2 separate regions of the Homo sapiens genome follow, and region 1 is linked to region 2. A link is a loop called in an ENCODE intact Hi-C map of the cell type or tissue named here. Cell type or tissue: dorsolateral prefrontal cortex. All regions are shown on one strand. Links, peaks and the distances in the headings refer to the core of each region. The heading gives the core; the rest is flanking DNA.

Region 1 (8,693 bases), core at 156-8,155, 63 kb before region 2:
ACTTCCCAGTTTTGGTGAAAAACACTAACTTACAGATCCAAGAAACTCACCAACCCCAAGTAAGATGAACAATAAGAAAGCCACAATTGGACACATTATAGTCAAACTGCTGAAAGCCAAAGATAAAGAGAAAATCTAAAAAGCGGCAAGAGAAAAATAACATATCACATATAGAGAAACAGAGATACAATTTAAAGTTAATTTCTCACCAGAAACCATGTGGCCAATAGACATGACATATTCAAGTGCAAAAAGAATAAAACTATCAACCAAGAATTCTATATTCAGTTAGACTATCCTTCAAACATGGTAATGAAATTAAAACTTTCCTAGATATGAAAATACAGATAGAGGCCAGGCGTGGTGGCTCATGCCTGTAATCCCAACACTTTGGGAGGCTAAGGCAGGAGATCACTTGAGGTCAGGAGTTCAAGACCACCCTGGCCAACATGGCAAAACCCCATCTCTGCTAAAAAATACAAAAATTAGCCAGGCATGGTGGCATGCACCTGTAATTCCAGCTACTCAAGAGGCTGAGGCAGGAGAATTGCTTGAACCTGGGAGGCAGAGGTTGCAGTGAGCTGAGATTGCGTCACTATACACCACCCTGGGTGACAGAGCAAGACTCCATATCAAAAAAAAAAAAAAAGAAAAAAAAAAACAGAGTTTGTTGCTATTAGAACTTCACTACAAACAATGATAAAAGAATTCCTGTGGGCTGAAGGGAAATGACACCAGATAGTAACTCAGATCCATAGGAAAGAATAAAACATGCCAGAAATGGTAAATACGAGTTATAATCTGCATAAATACACAAGAATATATACTTTTCTTTTTATCTCTTAATTTCTTTTAAAGAGTGTTTAAAGCAAAAAATATATACTGTGTTGTTGGATTTTAACATATACGAATGTGTGTGTGTGTGCATATGTGTGTATGTATATACATATGTGTAATATTATATATATTTTAATTCTAATTGTATAAATATAGATTTTATACATATATACATCATGCACATATATGTTATACATACATATATATATATGTACGTGTGTGTGTGTGTATCAACAACAGCAAAAAGAAAGGGAAGAGAAAATGAAGCTATATGAGTACAAAGTGCCTATATTTTACCAGAAGAAAGTCAGTAACAACTTGAAGTAGATCGTGATAAGTTTAAAATACTTACATAATCCCTAGAACAACTACAAATAATTTTTAAAGCACACAAAGAAATATAGCTAAGAAATCAATAGAGATATAAAAATGTTCCACTTAAATATTTAATACAAAAGAAGGAAGAACAAGAGAGCAAAATGACAGACATGAATCTAAGCATATCAATAATTACATTAAATATAAATTTACTTGCCACTCCAATCAAAAGGCAGAGATTGTGAGACTAGATCTAACTATATGCTTTCTACATAAGACATATTTTAAATCAAAGCTACAAAGACAGTAAAAGTGAAAAGATATGCAAACTGTACATATGAGAGCAGTAGATTGGCTATGTTAATATCACACGAATAGTTTTAAGCTAAAGAATATTACTCAAGACAAAGAGGTACATTTCATAATGATAAAATGTCCAATGTAGAAGAAATATATAATAATTTAGGCATATATGCACCTAACAATAGAACTCCAAATACAGGAAGCAAAACTGACAGAATCGAAAGAAGAAATAGACAACTAGTTATAGCTAGATGTTTCACTACTCCTCCATCCATAATTCGTAGATCAAGTAGATAGAACACCAGCAAGATCATAGAAGACTTGAGCAACACTGTCAAACAACTGACATCTGGAAAGCATTCCACTCAACAACAGTAAAATATACATTCTTTTCAAACACACAGGGAACATTCAACAGGATAGACCACATCCTGGGATAAAGCAATTCTCTATACATTTAAAGAGACTGAAATCATGAAGAGTATGTTCTCTGACCACAGCAGAATAAAATTTTAAATTAAAACAGAAAAAATATTCTGGCAAATCCCCAAATATGTGGAAACTGCACACACAATGCTTATACATAATCAATAGGTCAAAGGAGACATCATAAGGAAAACATATCTGGAACAAAATGAAAATGAAAACACAACATACCAAAATTTGTGAGACGTAGCTAAAGTAGCATGCTTACTGCTGACAGCTTAAAGTCTATAGTCAATGATATGAAATGCCATTTTAAGAAGCTAGGAAAAGGTCAAATTAAACCCAAAGTAAGAAGGAAAGAGATCATCAAGATAGTGTAGAAATCAATGAAATGGACAAAAGGCAAGCAATAGTTAAAAATCAATGAAGCCAAGAAATGGTTCTTAGAAAGATCAATAACATTTATAAACCTTTAGCTAAGTTGATGAAATAATATACATACATTATCGCTGGATGTAGAAAATGGAAACAGTTTTGGCAATTTCTTATTAAGTTAAACATACACTTACCAACAAACCCATCAATCCCACTTCTAGGCATCTACCCAAGAAAAATGAAGAAATACGTCCACATTAAAAGTTTTATGTGAATGTTCGTAATAGCATCATTCATAATAGCCAAAAACTGGAAAGAACCCAAATATCCATCAACTGGTGAGTAAACAAAATGTAGTATAACCATGCAATGAAATATTACTCAGCGATAAAAACAACTCAACTCTTAACATATGCAGCAGCATGGGTGACTCTACCATGTCATGCCCCAGAGGGAAGCCAGTCATGGGAGACTCCATACTGTATGATTCTCTTTACATGAAATTCCAGGAAAGGTGAAGCTATCGAGGGAGAAAGCAGGTTAGTGATTGCCAGAGGCTGGGGTAGGAGCTGGAATTACCTGCAAAGGGACAGGAGGGAATTTGGGGGGTGATGGAAGTATTCTGAAACGTTATTGTGGTGGTAGTTACAGGACTTCACATCCATCAGAACCCAGTGAATAGTACACTCTAATGGAGTGAGGTGCATTTTAGGTAAATTATACATCAATAAAGCTATGGGTGTGTGTGTGTGTGCGTTCACGTGTGTGTGGGAAAACCCCCACATTGCTTACTTAGTAAAGGACACTTGTGCTGGGAACCCGGGGCCTCTGCATCCTGGCCCTGTATGGTCCTGTCTCACTCACCTGCTTACCCATTTTTGTCTTCCACAGACCCATTCATTTGGTAACCACAGACATCTTATGCTTTTCAACCCTAAATGGTTTACGTATCTGATCCAGTGACTTCAAATCCCATTCCACCGTCTCTACCCATTCAAACCCCAGGACTTTGTCAAGACCATTCCCATTCTTTGTCCTCTGTTCCATGTCCCGCCTTCCGATGCTCCTCACCCTCCCATCCGCCTCTGCTCTCGGACCTTCCAGAGCTTGGAGCAGCGTTTCCCTCCTTCGAACATCAAGAACAACCTGTACTTACTGTGTTGCTCCTCACTGCGCACCGCGTGCCATGGTTATTTGTGTTGATGTGTTGGATTTCCCTTGCAGAGGGGTTGCTCAAGTAATTATTGTCGTAATCCACATAACACTATCACATGACTTTGCAGACAGAAGACACTTAATAAGTATTTGTGAACAAGCTTTTGGGGATGCCAGCTGCGTTACCTCCTTCCTTCAGTGTGCTTTTCCATCCTCCCAAAGTGCAGAGTATTTCATGTCTCTCCTAGTCCCACATATTCTAATAGCTCAGAGCTGAGGACTTTCGACTTCTAACAAGATTAGAAGGGCCTCGAAGTGCAGAGCAGGGCTTTCATGTGTGGCCCTGCTAACTCCCAGTGCCAGTCTTCAAGATGAAATAGACATATTGCATCGAGTGAAACGGTTGTTATGCTCGCCTCAAACAAGCAGGACACAGATGAAAAAGAGAATACAGAAGCTATTTTCCTAGCCATGCCAAATCTCTCCACTGTGCCTCTCTTATGTCAATTTCATTTCAGTTTGAACCCCAGATGTTTTCCCAAAATTAACACTTTTTTGTTTCTATTACATTGGCTTTCCCAAGAAATCATTCACAGGGCATTATTTTTACTAATAATTTAAAGGAAAAAATTAACTTGCCCAAATTCTTGGGTGGGACAGTAAGGTTTGGAAAATTGAAAAGTGAGTTTGACAGTTTGATTCCTTCAGGCTACCGATGCTCTCTAAGGGGCCTTATAATTATTAAAGCTTATTCTTCCCCCACAAAAGCCACCAAGAACAGTGTGAATCACAGGCCTGGGAAGTCAGTGGCAGTTTGGGGTTTCCTGAGTCCCTGAGGGAGAGGAGCCCTTCCCAGAACAAACCAGCGGGGTCCAGAGCTACGTCAGATGAGGGAAGGCAACAGAAACTCCATAATGCGCGAAGAGTCAGACAGGATCAAAGTAAGAGTGTTCTCTTGCATCCGAGAGACACTTCCCCCAGACCCCTAGGGAAGGAGAGCTGGGAATTCACACTCCATCCCACAGTCGGTATTCCCACAGGCTGCTGTGTGGGCCTCTCGCAGCTGGGGACACAAGTTCTGGAGGCCATCGTCTGGCTCACATCCTGGCTCCTGTACTTCCCATCTGTATAACCTCAGGAAGGAACTCGGTCTTGACTCAGTTTCCCTCTAAGAAATGGGGACAATGACCGTGCTTAACCCCACTGGGCGGCTGTAAGACATGCAACCATCTTAGACCAGTGCCCGACACAAAGTTGGCACTCCATAAACGCCACATGCTAATGCTGCCATTACTACTGTTCATGCTCACATTAGTGCTTGCCATTCTCACTGCACTGTATAGGCTCACCCAGCCTCATCGGGACCTTTGGCACCAGCAGGAGGTTCCACGCAGACAATGCCAGGCACAGCTGCAGGCAGCACCCACACTGGAGCGGCCCATGGGGCTTTTTCTATGAAGATTCTGCTGCCCAGACCTGGAGAGGCCGGAGAAGCCGAACCCCACCAAGAACGCTGTTTTCACAAAAGCCGTTTGCCTTCACACTGGGTGGCAGCACATGACACTAACTCATTCAAGGTCAGAGCGACCAGACTCTCAACCCTTATTTTCGTTTGCTTGTTCGGCTTTTTTTTTTTTTTTTTTGCATTCCATTTTGTTGACATTTCTGTTGGACATGACCTTAGGTTGACTATCATTTCAGTCACTCACGACACTGAGCGTCTAAAGTCCACAGTCCTTTTTTAAACCGTTTCTACTCATTCACTTGCCTTACAACTCCACAGCCCGCCCCAGGGCTCTCCAACCAAAACCCTTCCTGGCCCCCTCCATCCTAACAAAGCCTGAGTCGAACACGAAAGGAAGATGGTCGCTGAAGCGAAGGGGAGTCATTTGTGTCCGTTCCATAAATCAAGACTGTCGCCTTTCGAAAAGGGGAGGTGTCGCAGTCTGACAGCCTGATCTGTTTCTAGGACGGCGTGTTTCCAGGAAATTCTGAGCACATATATATGCAGGGAGCAGTCATCGTTTTCCTCCTGTCCAGCCTTCTGCCTCCTGCTCCTCCTCTAGCTGCCTCCCTTGTTTCCAGGCTGGAGGTTCAATCCCTCTTCACCATCCCTGCTGAGGGAGGCTGTGTAGCAGGCTGTGTACGGGAGGCATGTGAGAGAGGCTATGTATGGGAGGTTCATGAGGGAGACTGTGTGAGGGAGGCTGGGTGAAGGAGGCTGTCATGGAGGCTGTGTGAGGGAGGCTGTCTGGGAGGCATATGAGGGAGGCTGTGTGGGAGGCTGTTTGGGAGGCTTTGTGGTAGGCTGTGTGAGGGAAGCTGCATCAGGGAGGCTATGTTGGGGAGGCTGTGTCGGGGAGGCTGTGAGGGAAGCTGTGTGAGGGAGACTATGTGAAGGAGGCTGTCATGAAGGTTGTGTGAGGGAGGCTGTGTGAGGGAGGCATGTGAGGGAGGCTGTGTGGGAGGCTTTCTGGTAGGCTGTGTGAGGGAAGCTGCATCAGGGAGGCTGTGCTGGGGAGGCTGTGAGGGAGGCTGTGTGAGGGAGACTATGTGAAGGAGGCTGTCATGTAGGTTGTGTGAGGGAGGCTGTGTGAGGCAGGCTGTTTCAGGGGGGCTGTCAGGGAGGCTGTGTGAGGGAGGCTGTGTGGGAGGCTGTGAAGGAGGCTGTGTGAGGGACGCATGTGAGGGAAGCCCGTGAGGGAGGCTGTGTGAGGTAGGCTATGAGGGAGGCTGTGTGAGGGAGGCTGTGTGAGGGAGGCTGTGAAGGAGGCTGTGTGAGGTAGGCTATGTGAAGGAGGCATGTGAGAGAGGCTGTGTACCAGAGGCCCATGAGGGAGGCCATGTGGGAGACTTTGTGAGGGAAGCCCGTGAGGGAGGCTGTGTGAAGGAGGCTGTGTGAGGGAGGCTGTGTGAGGGAGGCTGTGTGAAGGAGGCTGTGTGAGGGAGGCTGTGTGAGGGAGGCTGTGTGGGAGGCTGTGTGAAGGAGGCTATGTGAAGGAGGCATGTGAGAGAGGCTGTGTACCAGAGGCCCATGAGGGAGGCCATGTGGGAGACTTTGTGAGGGAAGCCCGTGAGGGAGGCTGTGTGAAGGAGGCTATGCGAGGGAGGCTGTGTGAGGGAGGCTGTGTGAAGGAGGCTGTGTGAGGGAGGCTGTGTGAGGGAGGCTGTGTGAAGGAGGCTGTGTGAGGGAGGCATGTGAGAGAGGCTGTGTACCAGAGGCCCATGAGGGAGGCCATGTGGGAGACTTTGTGAGGAAGGCCCGTGAGGAAGGCTGTGTGAGGGAGGCTGTGTGAGGGAGGCATGTGAGGGGGGCGTGTAAGGGAAGCTGTGTATTGCAGGCCCATGAGGGAGGCTGTGTGGGAGACTGTACGAGTGAGGCTGTGTGAGGGAGGCTCACCAACAAGCACACCTCTGACGGATTCTGCCTGTGGGGCAGGCAGGAGGCCATGTCCTTGTGATGGCCGCAGTCACCACGTTCATGGCGGTGCTATTCACAATGGCCACATGTCTGTCAGCAGAGGAACACACAGGCAAATGGTGGCTCTCCACACCATCCATCTCAGACATCAATAACAGAATATTTTATGAATGTAATGGCCTGGTGGACACCCCAGAGGGACTTCAGAGCCATAATGAGCTCTTGGATTAAAATGACCAGGAAAAATGAACTTCAGATGAAATACTTGTTGTAGTTGAGTAAATTAACAAAATTTAATTAACTTTCAATACACAATGACACCGAACAATATCAAAAATATACACTAAGATGATGAGAAAGATAAAAGCCTCTGTGCATATTTGAAATGGCCACAACCTCTCTGACCCACACCTCATCTACCCGCACGTGCTCCATCCCCACCTCTGGAGTATGGGCAGGGCCTGTGACTGCTGGGCCGACATGAGGAGACAGAAGTGATGGCCCAGGTCTGGGCCCAGGCATTAGCATGACGGCAGCGTCCACCTCCTTCTCACAGAATCCTTGCTCTAAGGGAGGCCAGACACCATGTGAGGCCCTTGGCCACCCAGAAACCACCATGTGAGGAGAAGCCCCTGCCAGCCAAGTGGACAGGCTGTCTGGAGGGAGCGAAGTCCCTGGCCAGCCCCAACTCTTCCAGCCACCCCACCCTAGAGGACAGAGAAGCAACTGACAAAGCTTCTAAGACGTTCCAGCACCCGAAGCTGCAACTCAAGAGGAACCAAGAGCCAACAGGCATGAGCGAGGCTCCACAAGTGACCCCAGTGAAGCCACCCCTGACCCATCCGGCTACTTGAGCCGCCCCAGCAACCACAGGGCAGACACCAACCAGCCCTGCTGCACCTGCCTGGACACCTGGACGCCTGGACGCCTGGATGCCTGGCTCACAGCACCGTGAGCATGATAGGTTTGTCGTTTGATGCCACTGGTGTTGGGGTTATGACACAACAAGAGAAAACCAGAACAGATTAAATCTGGGCTACAGAGTTTCTACATAGAGGGGCTGAGCGGCAGCCATCCATTTGCAAGAGGAGACGAAGGCAATGAGTTAGGATTCGGATGGGCGTGGTAGGCCCGCTGTTTTTCGGATGTGCATGGTAGACCCTCTGTTTTGCCTACATGGCAGGCATTCACCGTCCTTGTGCAGGGATGACGGTGGCCAGTGGAGATCAAGGGAGGTGTCAAATCTCCCCAACATAAATGTTCTTTGAGAAGACAGATGGTTGGTAAATGCAAAGCTAATTGCTCGTCAGGTTCCTGGCTTTTTATGTATGAGGTTCCCTTTGTTTCTCTTTCTCTGCTTGTTTTCCTGTTTGCTTTTGGCCCGTTACTGAAAAACAGATTGCTAAGTAATAAGCAGAAGAACATAAATATGTCTAATATTTTTCTTACAAATATTTTTTAATCATCTCACTTGCATAGTTACTTTCCCAAAACACCTGTTAGCCTCTCACAGATCACTCCCCTCTGTGAAGCATGGTTTGGGAAATGCTGCACTTAAGTGGTCAGAGAAATTAAAGAGCCAGTAAGAAAGACATGGAGTGCTCCAGAGAGATGATGCTTAATGAGGAAGAAACTCAGAAATGCTTCAGAGAACAAAACCAAGGAGGATGTCACAGGAAGAACCAGGAGAACAGCACAGTAAGGACCAGAAAAATATCACAGTGAGGCCCTGGGGGACATCACACTTGAGACCTTGGAAGAAAACATAGTAAGGGCCTACAAGGACATCACAGTAAGCCCAGGAGGACATCATAGCAAGGACCTAGGAGGATGTCATAGCAAGGACCTAGGAGGACGT
Region 2 (8,693 bases), core at 344-8,343:
AAAATCCATATGGAACCTGCATTTTATCCAAAAAAGACCAAAATCCAAAAAAGACCCTGCATTGCCAAAGCAAGACTAAGCAGAAAGAACAAATCTGGAGGTATCACATTACCTGACTTCAACTATACTACAAAGCTGTAGTTTCCAAAACAGCATGGTACTGGTATAAAAATTGGCATGTAGACCAATGGAACAGAATACTCAAAAATAAAGCCAAATATTTATAGGCAACTGATCTTCAAGAAAGCAAACAAAAACATAAAGTGGAGAAAGGACACCCTATTCAACAAGTGGTGCTGGGATAATTGGCTAGTCACATGTGAAAGAATGAAGCTGAATCCTCATCTCTCACCTTATAGAAAAAATCAACTCAAGACGGATCAAGGACTTTAAGACCTGAAGCCATAAAAACTCTAGAAGATAATATCAGAAAAACCATTCTAGGCATTGGCTTAGGCAAAGAGTTCATGACCAAGAATCCAAAAGCAAATGCAACAAGAACAAAAATAAACAGATGGGACTTAATTAAACTAAAAAGCTTCTGCACAGCAAAGGAAACAATCAGCAGAGTAAGCAGACAACCCACAGAGTGGGAGAAAATATTTGCAAACTATGGATCCAGCAAAGGACTAATATCCAGAATCTATAAGGAACTCAAACAAACCAGCAAGAAAAAAACAAATAATCCTGTCAAAAAGTGGGCAAAGGACATGAACAGACAATTCTTAAAAGAAGATATACAAATGGCCAACAAACATAGGAAAAAATGCTCAACATCGCTAATAATCACAATGCAAATCAAAACCACAATGCAACACCACCTTACTTCTGCAAGAATGGCCATGATCAAAAAATCAAAAAATAACAGATGTTGGCATGGATATGATAAAAAAGGGAACACTTTTACACTGCTGGTGGGAATGTAAACTAGTGCAACTACTGTGGAAGACAGTATGGAGATTCCTTAAAGAACTAAAGGTAGAACTACCACTGGATCCAGCAATCACACTACTGGGTATCTACTCAGAGGAAAATAAGTCACTATATGAAAAGGACACTTATACATGAATGTTTATAGCAGCTCAATTCGCAATTGCAAAAATATGGAACCAGCCTAAATGCCTATTAACTGAGTGGATAAAGAAAATGTGAGATATATATATATATACACACACATATATATATGTATCATGGAATACTACTCAACCATAAAAAGGAAAGAAAGAATGGCATTCACAGCAACCTGGATGGAGTTGGAGATCATTCTTCTAAGAGAAGTAACTCAGGAATGGAAAACCAAACATCATATGTTCTCACTCATAAGTGGGAGCTAAGCTATGAGGATGCAAAGGCATAAGAATGATACCATGGACTTTCAGGACTTAGGGGGAAGGGTGGAAGGGCGTGAAGGATTAAAAAAAAATGCTATGCGAAAAGGTTCCCAGGAACAATTTGGGACAATTTGAAATTAACAAAACTAGATGGAAATACATTGAGTATGTTTAAATAAAAAAATTAATAAATTGGTTAATTTTATGTTATGCAAACCTTCAATAAATTTACTTTTAGTTTTTAGAAAATTCCCTTTAGGAGCAAAACATCACAAAATGCAACATGAAAGGGAAAACGAAAAAGGAAAGGGGTAGTTTCATAACTTTGCATTCATGTAAATTGTATTAGGGCAGTGAGAAGAGCTTATAAATGGCTTCCATACAAATATGACTCGGACCTTTTTAGCCCCTCCTGGGATCCATCTTCCCCTCCCCATCAGGACACATTCTCCCTGAAGCAAAGGAACGTATCATTCCCCGGGTCCTTCCAAGACTCCAAGAGAGTCCCAGCAATTTGTCTTCATAATTTTATGTCCTTTTACTTAAAAGCATTCCCAAAATCGTATAAGCTTCTGGCTTCCCCAGAACTTTCTAGACCCATCCTGCTGAGTCCTCTCCAGCCCTGAGTGAGAGGTGCTGCCCAGGCACTGAGCCAGCTGCTTCCATTAGGGAGTAGCGACTGAAGCCAACGCCAGCCACTAAAGGAATATCCTTCTCTAGGACCAAGAAAGATTTCTCAAGTTGCCAATAAGACCAATCTGCTTTCTGTTTTCAAAACTCATATGTTTTATTTTGCTTTGATTTCTGGTTTATCTAAGCAAATGAGAGACTCCTGTGTCTCAAGCATTGCCACCTGGGGGACATAGATGATGCAATCCCCTCCGTTAATTAATACATCCCAAATCTGGCTATCAAACAAGATGTTCGCCAGAGCTTTGTCCCCTCCAAATAGGAAGATGGCATTGAGCTTCCAAGCAAATAACCCAAGTCCCTAACCGGGTCCTAGAGTCCACCCTTCCCCTTCCCCCTGGGCTCACTCTGGTCACACCCACCACACACCAACCGCACGCGTTGCTCTTGAATTGCTCTTGAATTTGAGGTTTGCTCCTGTCTCGCACCTTTGCAGTTGGTTTCCCCTCCACCTGGAAGGTGCTCCCCAAAATATCCACGCGGAATTCCCTTTCCTCTTCAGGTCTTTCTCCCATGCTTCTCCCCGGTTACTCGCTCTGAAACTGCACTCTACACCGTTACTTTCTATTCCCTTCCAAGTTGATTTTCCTCCCTAACCTTCATTAATCACCCAGGACAGGCCGCACGTTCTGCCAACACCTCCTGCTGTCTGTCTTCCCCACCTGACTGTCCACTCTGCGGGGGCAGGAATGTGGGCGTTTTAAAATACCACCACATCTCTGAGGTGCAGACCACTGCCTGGTGTGTGATGGGTGTCAGTGAGCATCTGTCTGGGGAGGTGAGGGTCGGTTAATTAATCATGCAATGAGGGACGGGCTAAGGAGATGAGCCGCTCAGACAGAACATAGCATAGCAAGGCACACGCTGCGCTTCTCATACAGGTAGCACCATCCTACAACACAAAACAATTCAATGCAAGGGGAAAAAGTAAAGTCAAAAGTAATTCATTCATATTTGTTTAATTGTGGCATATTTATACCACCGAGGACTATTCAGCAATAAACAGGAACGAACTACTGATGTATATGACCGTGGGGATCAATTTCAAATGCGTTACTGGGTGGAAGAAGTCAGACCCAAGAGAGTCTATGCTGTCCATCAACTCCAGGAACAGGCAACATTCACCCATGGTGACAGAATTCAGAAAGTGGTTGCCTGATTTGGGAGCAGGAAATGAGGAATGACTAAAGAGGGTCATGAGGGAACTTTTCTGGGATGATAAAAAGGTTCTGCATTTTGTTTGGGGCAGGGCTACATGGATATGTGTGTGTTAAGACTCAAATTGAGCACCTCAGATCTCCGCATCTTATTGAATGTAAAATGATCTCAATTATAAATACATACAAGTATACACACACACCATGAATCATTCATCTTAGAATTTGGGCCTCTCCACTTACCACATTCTGGAAGGCGCTGACTGAGGGAGATTAAATAAAAGGGGAAGGCACCATAAAACCCAGTTCCTAACCTTTATGCTATCTCTCTGTTTCATAACTGGACAAATCACTTTAACTTCTCTGTGTTGTTTTATTTTGTTTTTTCCTTAAAGTCAGGGTCTTGCTCTTTGCCCAGGCTGGAGTGCAGTGATGCAATCATGCCTCATTGCAACCTCGAACTCCTGGGTTCAAGTGATCCTCCTGCCTCAGCCTCCCGAGTAGCTGGGACCACAGGCGCGCACTTCCACACCCAGCTTGTTTTCTTAATTTCCAGAGTTGTCAGTAGAGACAGCAATGCCTGCTTAGTTGTTTTACAGAGCTAAAACCTCTATGAGATGCAAGCAGCTGTGAGCAGGCAATCCTCCAAGCTCATCTTCCTTATTAATAAGGCCGTCTTACAGTCCTCACACTTAAAGAACTAAGCCCCTTGGACAGAGGCCAAGACAGACATGCCTTTGTCAATTGTCCCCTTTGGTGACTGCTCCACATTGAGCTGCCAATGGGGTAATAATAGAACATCAGATTTGTAGGAAGAGCTGTCTGCATTATCTAACTTACCAAAGACGAAATGTCAGAAAAGGGGGAATTCATAACAAAAAAAAAAGCATCTCTCCAAATGACAATGAAGGTCAGAAGTATTTTTTATGCATCTCAATGCACTCAGTCTTCATGATGTTCAGAAGCTGCGGAATCGGGAACAAGCGGTCCTGCTCCTGCGGCCCCTGCTTTGCTCCTCCTCCTCTGAGGCGCTGAGGACATCCTCTGGCCCAGACCTAATTTCTTTTTCTTTAGAACACCTGCCAGGGAGGAAAAGGAGGGCATGCATCCATTCTGAGCATTTTCTCCTCCCAGCCTGATATTCACCTGACAGCCCGACCTGTGCCTGACACTGCTTCGGCAGCGTTCTACAGGAGAAATACGACTGGTCAGAGACAGACCCCTGGCTTCGCCGTGATCCGCCACCACCACGCACGCCAAGCAGCCCTGGGTGTCCTCGGGGGGCAGTGCTGCATGCTGGCCAGCAGGGCGGACGCTGGCTGCCATCCCGGCTGACCCACGGCCACCCGAGTGACCTTGGAGTCACTCGCCCTCTCTGTGCCTCAGGCTCTCCACCTGCAAGCTGGGTACACATCTCATCCATGGTGACTACACGGTATGACACACACAAAGTGCCTAAAACAGCGCTGGACCCTTCGCTTCTGTGCTGAAGGGGCACGGAGCGCTGAGGGGGCCGAGGACATACCCGCGCTGGCCGCCACGCAGTGTGTGTACCCTAGAGACGTGTGACGCCCCAGGACCGGAGTTCACAGCCTGGGCTCAGGGGGTCTGAACACCAAGGTCACCAGTAACTGGGGAGCAGATGCATCTGTGCATCTTCCTCACAGGAGGCTCCACAGCCTTTGCAAATGGGCACTGACTCCAAAAGCAATTCAACTCAGCAAAGGCTGTGAGTCCCACAACGCGTCAGACACTGCTAAGCCCAGAGGGCGTGATGACAATGGTGAATGAGACCAAAACAGACAAGCAATTGAGTCCTCATGATCACAGCTGGGTTAGGGAAGCCCGGGGAGGTGGTGGGGGGGCGGGGGGGAGTGGGGACAAACACAAGGGCAGCTGCCCTACGGAGAAAGAAAAGACCCAGGAAGACCTGGAGGAGGCGGCGTTTACCTTGGGATCTGAAGGATGCCAAGAATCTGCTCCCCTGCTTGCTAGAGGAAGAAGGGTCCAGTCTGAGAACAACACACATGAAGACCCAGAGGTGAGAGCCGCCCAGAGACTGAGAAATGGAAGATAGTTCCATGACAGGAAACGGCCAAACACAAAAGTGGAGGGTTCCGTGGAGGCAGAGCCCAAGAGCTGTGAGCATTCGGTGTGCCAGGGAGATTCTGAAGGGTTTTAAGGAAAGAAAAGACACAGCCCGGTTTTTTGGAGGGGGATCTCTGTGCCTGCAGGGTGAGGAAGGGTTACGAGGGGCCAGCTGGGCAGCCACCATGTGAGAGGGGATAGGCCAAGGCAATGGGGATGAGAGGGACTTGTGACAAGTTCAGAGGCGAGTCCATGGGGTGGTGGTGTGTCTGTGAGTGGTGGGGGGAGGGGCGGCAGGCGAGAAAGCAAGTGTGATTCCTGAATTTCTGCGGGAAAGCCAGAGGGATGAGGTGTCATGCCTGGGTGAAAATGACTTGTAGAAGTTGAAGTGCCTTGAAAACATTCAAGTGCAGGTGACCAGAGGCAGGTGGGGAGAGAGCTCCGCTAGACATACAGATTTTGGAGACTTGGCGTATGTTAACATCAGGGTGGTGGGGTGAGCTCACAAACAAGGAAGTGCATAAAGAGAAAAGGGAAGAAGGTCTGGAACAAAACCCTGAACAATCAGAATGTTCCAGGTAGGACCCAAAACAAAGACCCCACAAAGGACCCTTGGACAAGGACAGCCAGAGGATGGGGGAGGAAATCAGAGGCGTGTCATCGACGCACAGGAAGAGCATTTCACAAGCATCTCTACCATGCAACACTGGACAAACATTTTGAAAAACAGGTAACATGACCTGAAAAGAGGTCCACAAAATACTGGATTTAAAAAGATTGCATAAGGCTGGGCACGGTGGCTCATGCCTGTAATCCCAGCACTTTGGGAAGCCAAGGTGGGTGGATCGCTTGAGCCCAGGAGTTCAAGACCAGGCTGGCCAACGTGGTGAACCCCATCTCTACAAAAAGTACACAAATTAGCCGACGTGGTGGCACATGCCTGTCATCTCAGCTACTGGAGTGGCTGAGGCACGAGAATTACTTGAACCCCGGAGGCAGAGGTTGCAGTGAGCCGAGATTGCACCACTGCACTCCAGCCTAGATGAAGCAAGATTCTGTCTCAAAGGCAAAAAAAAAAAAAAAAAAAAAGATAGCATAGTATGATCTACTTTTGTAAAACCAGAATCAAAGCTATATGATAACACATGTTGAACCCTTTCAACATGCCAAGCCTTCTTCAATAGGCTTTACGTATATTAACACACTGAATTTTCACAATAGCCCTACGAAATGAGTATGATTTTTCATCATCACTTTACAAATGGGGAAACTAAGGCCCAGACGCATCAAATGTAGTTCCCAAGGCTACAGCTGGTACGTGGTGAGGGATGGGTGTCAGCCATAAGCAATACATGTAGCTGGACAGAGGATTCACTGAAAGAAACATCAGGGGGTGTTTTGAAGAAAGTGAAATGAGTTTGAGATGCTGCAGCATGTGCAGTGATGTCCAGGAGGTAACCACAGATGTGAGCGGCAAGCTCAAGACAGTCAAAATCCAAAATGCAGACGTGGCATGTTGTAGTCCATGAGCAGTAGCTGTGGACAGAGGAAGAGAGGAGCTGGGGGCCGGACGTGGTGAAGCATCTGTGGGAGACGGGAAGGAAGGCAATGCTTTGTGGAAGTTTGGCCATCGAGAGAGTGTTGCAGCTGGAGGGGCCTCAGGTGGAGAGAGGAAGGCGCATCTACCCAGCACACCTGTGTAGATGGAAGAAAGGAAGAAAGACCAGAAGGCAGAAAGCCTCAGGCAGGGCGAGGATGGAGGCAGACAGATGAGGCCCTGGGGTGGCGTGGGAGCACCTCGGCATGGGCTCCTCCAACATTAGGAGGGAGTCCAGGGGAACATGGCAAAGGTGAAAAAATGATAGAAAATCAGAAAGTGAGGAAGAAATTAATGCCGTTTTATGATAGTCTCAACAGAAGAAATTAAACTCGATGAAATGTGAATACTCACACATGACAATGCCCAACAGAGGCTGAGAAAAAGCCAGTTTCGTGTTGCCATAACACAAAATGTTTCTTGTAACTCCATCTTTGAATTGTAAAGTTACATAATCATCCAAATATAGTATACTTTATTTGTAAAAAGGAGTATTTCCTTACACAGTCTCTGCATACTGTTTCTTGATACTGTGTGCCATCTTGATGCTTTATCTCCATTAAACTCTAGACTTAGGTTCATCCATCAGAAAGGTAAGACGTGGAGCCAAACAGATAGATAGCTGTGTGCACAACTGCACTCTGCGGGGCCCAAAGACCATGCCCACATATAGTTAACTGAAAGTGTGGAACTTTAGTGTGCTTGTGTGTTTGTTTGTTTTGAGAAGAATTTTCACTCTCGTAGCCCAGGCTGGAGTGCAGTGGCGTGATCTCAGCTCACCACAACCTCTGCCTCCGAGGTTCAAGCGATTCTCCTGCCTCAGCCTCCCGAGTAGCTGGGATTACAGACATGTGCTACCACGTCCGGCTAATTTTGTATCTTCAGTAGACACGGGGTTTCTCCATGTTGGTCAGGCTGGTCTCAAACTCCTGACCTCAGGTGATCCGCCCACCTCGGCCACCCAAAGTGCTGGGATTACAAGCCTGAGCCACCACGCCCAGCTGGAACTTTAGTATTAATGTAAAGAGAGAGAGAGAGAGAGAGAGAGAGAGACGGAGAGAGAGAGAGAGAGAGAGAGAGGGGGAGAGAGAGAGAGAGAGAGAGAGAGAGAGAGAGAGAGAGAGAGCTCACTGGTATTTCACTAAGTAATGCTCTATAAATAATGATAATATTTTAATCTTTTACAAACTTATAAAGCCTACACATTTCTAAGTCCTGCTGCCTCTCCCTGTGTCACGCAGCATCTTCACCCATTTTAACCACATCATGACAGTCTAGGTGAATATCCTGCATTTCTAAGAACCAAGATAATATCAAGATTTTGTCTTGGTAACCACCATTCTTCTGCTTCTATGAGTTCAACTTTTTTAGATTCCGCATCTAAGTGAGAATATGCAGAATTGTCCTTCTTCTGTACCTGGCTTATTCTACTCCATGTCCTCCAAGTTCACCCAGGTTGTCATAAATGACAGAATTTCCTTCTTTTCATGGCTGAATAATATTCCATTTTGTGTGTATATATGTGTGTACACACACACGCACATATGTGTGTATATCTCTCTCACACACATCTTTTTTATCTGCTGATGGACGCATAGGTCACGTCCATATCTTGGCTACTGTGAACCGTGCTGCAATGAACATGGAAGCCCTAGGCCCAGGCCGCTGCTTTTCCAAATTTTTACATAAGGCGGCTCCCAGGAAAATACCTCAGCAGGCGTGCTTTGTAGCAAGCACAGAATTTTGAAGATTCATATCGAATGCCCTTAGATGGTGCGTGGACTCTCCACTTCTACACAAGCCTTGCCATTCTCCATTGCCTCACAGCCA

What was found. A loop is a pair of places that touch in the nucleus more often than their neighbours do. Peaks named below come from ENCODE experiments on the same cell type or tissue, not always from the same donor. Only the 100,000 strongest peaks of a DNase experiment are listed, where the experiment ranks them.
Region 1: it touches region 2 in a loop (3-fold over the local background); 3 of 110 quality-filtered maps call a loop at or near these places.

The regions. Positions count from the first base shown.
Region 1 is chr7:156,511,354-156,520,046 of GRCh38, forward strand. All of the region lies in intron 2 of RNF32-DT (RNF32 divergent transcript), which reads right to left. Among named protein-coding and RNA genes, the nearest start is that of LINC00244, 25 kb to the right of the region's middle. In dorsolateral prefrontal cortex, for the core only: a CTCF peak has its summit at 4,956 (motif pointing right); a DNase peak (open chromatin) is centred at 4,938; H3K4me3 peaks cover 703 bases.
Region 2 is chr7:156,574,215-156,582,907 of GRCh38, forward strand. The region is part of intron 2 of RNF32-DT (RNF32 divergent transcript); the gene reads right to left. Among named protein-coding and RNA genes, the nearest start is that of LINC00244, 38 kb to the left of the region's middle. In dorsolateral prefrontal cortex, for the core only: a CTCF peak has its summit at 4,552; DNase peaks (open chromatin) are centred at 3,877, 4,202, 4,474 and 4,917; H3K4me3 peaks cover 2,149 bases; H3K27ac peaks cover 3,874 bases.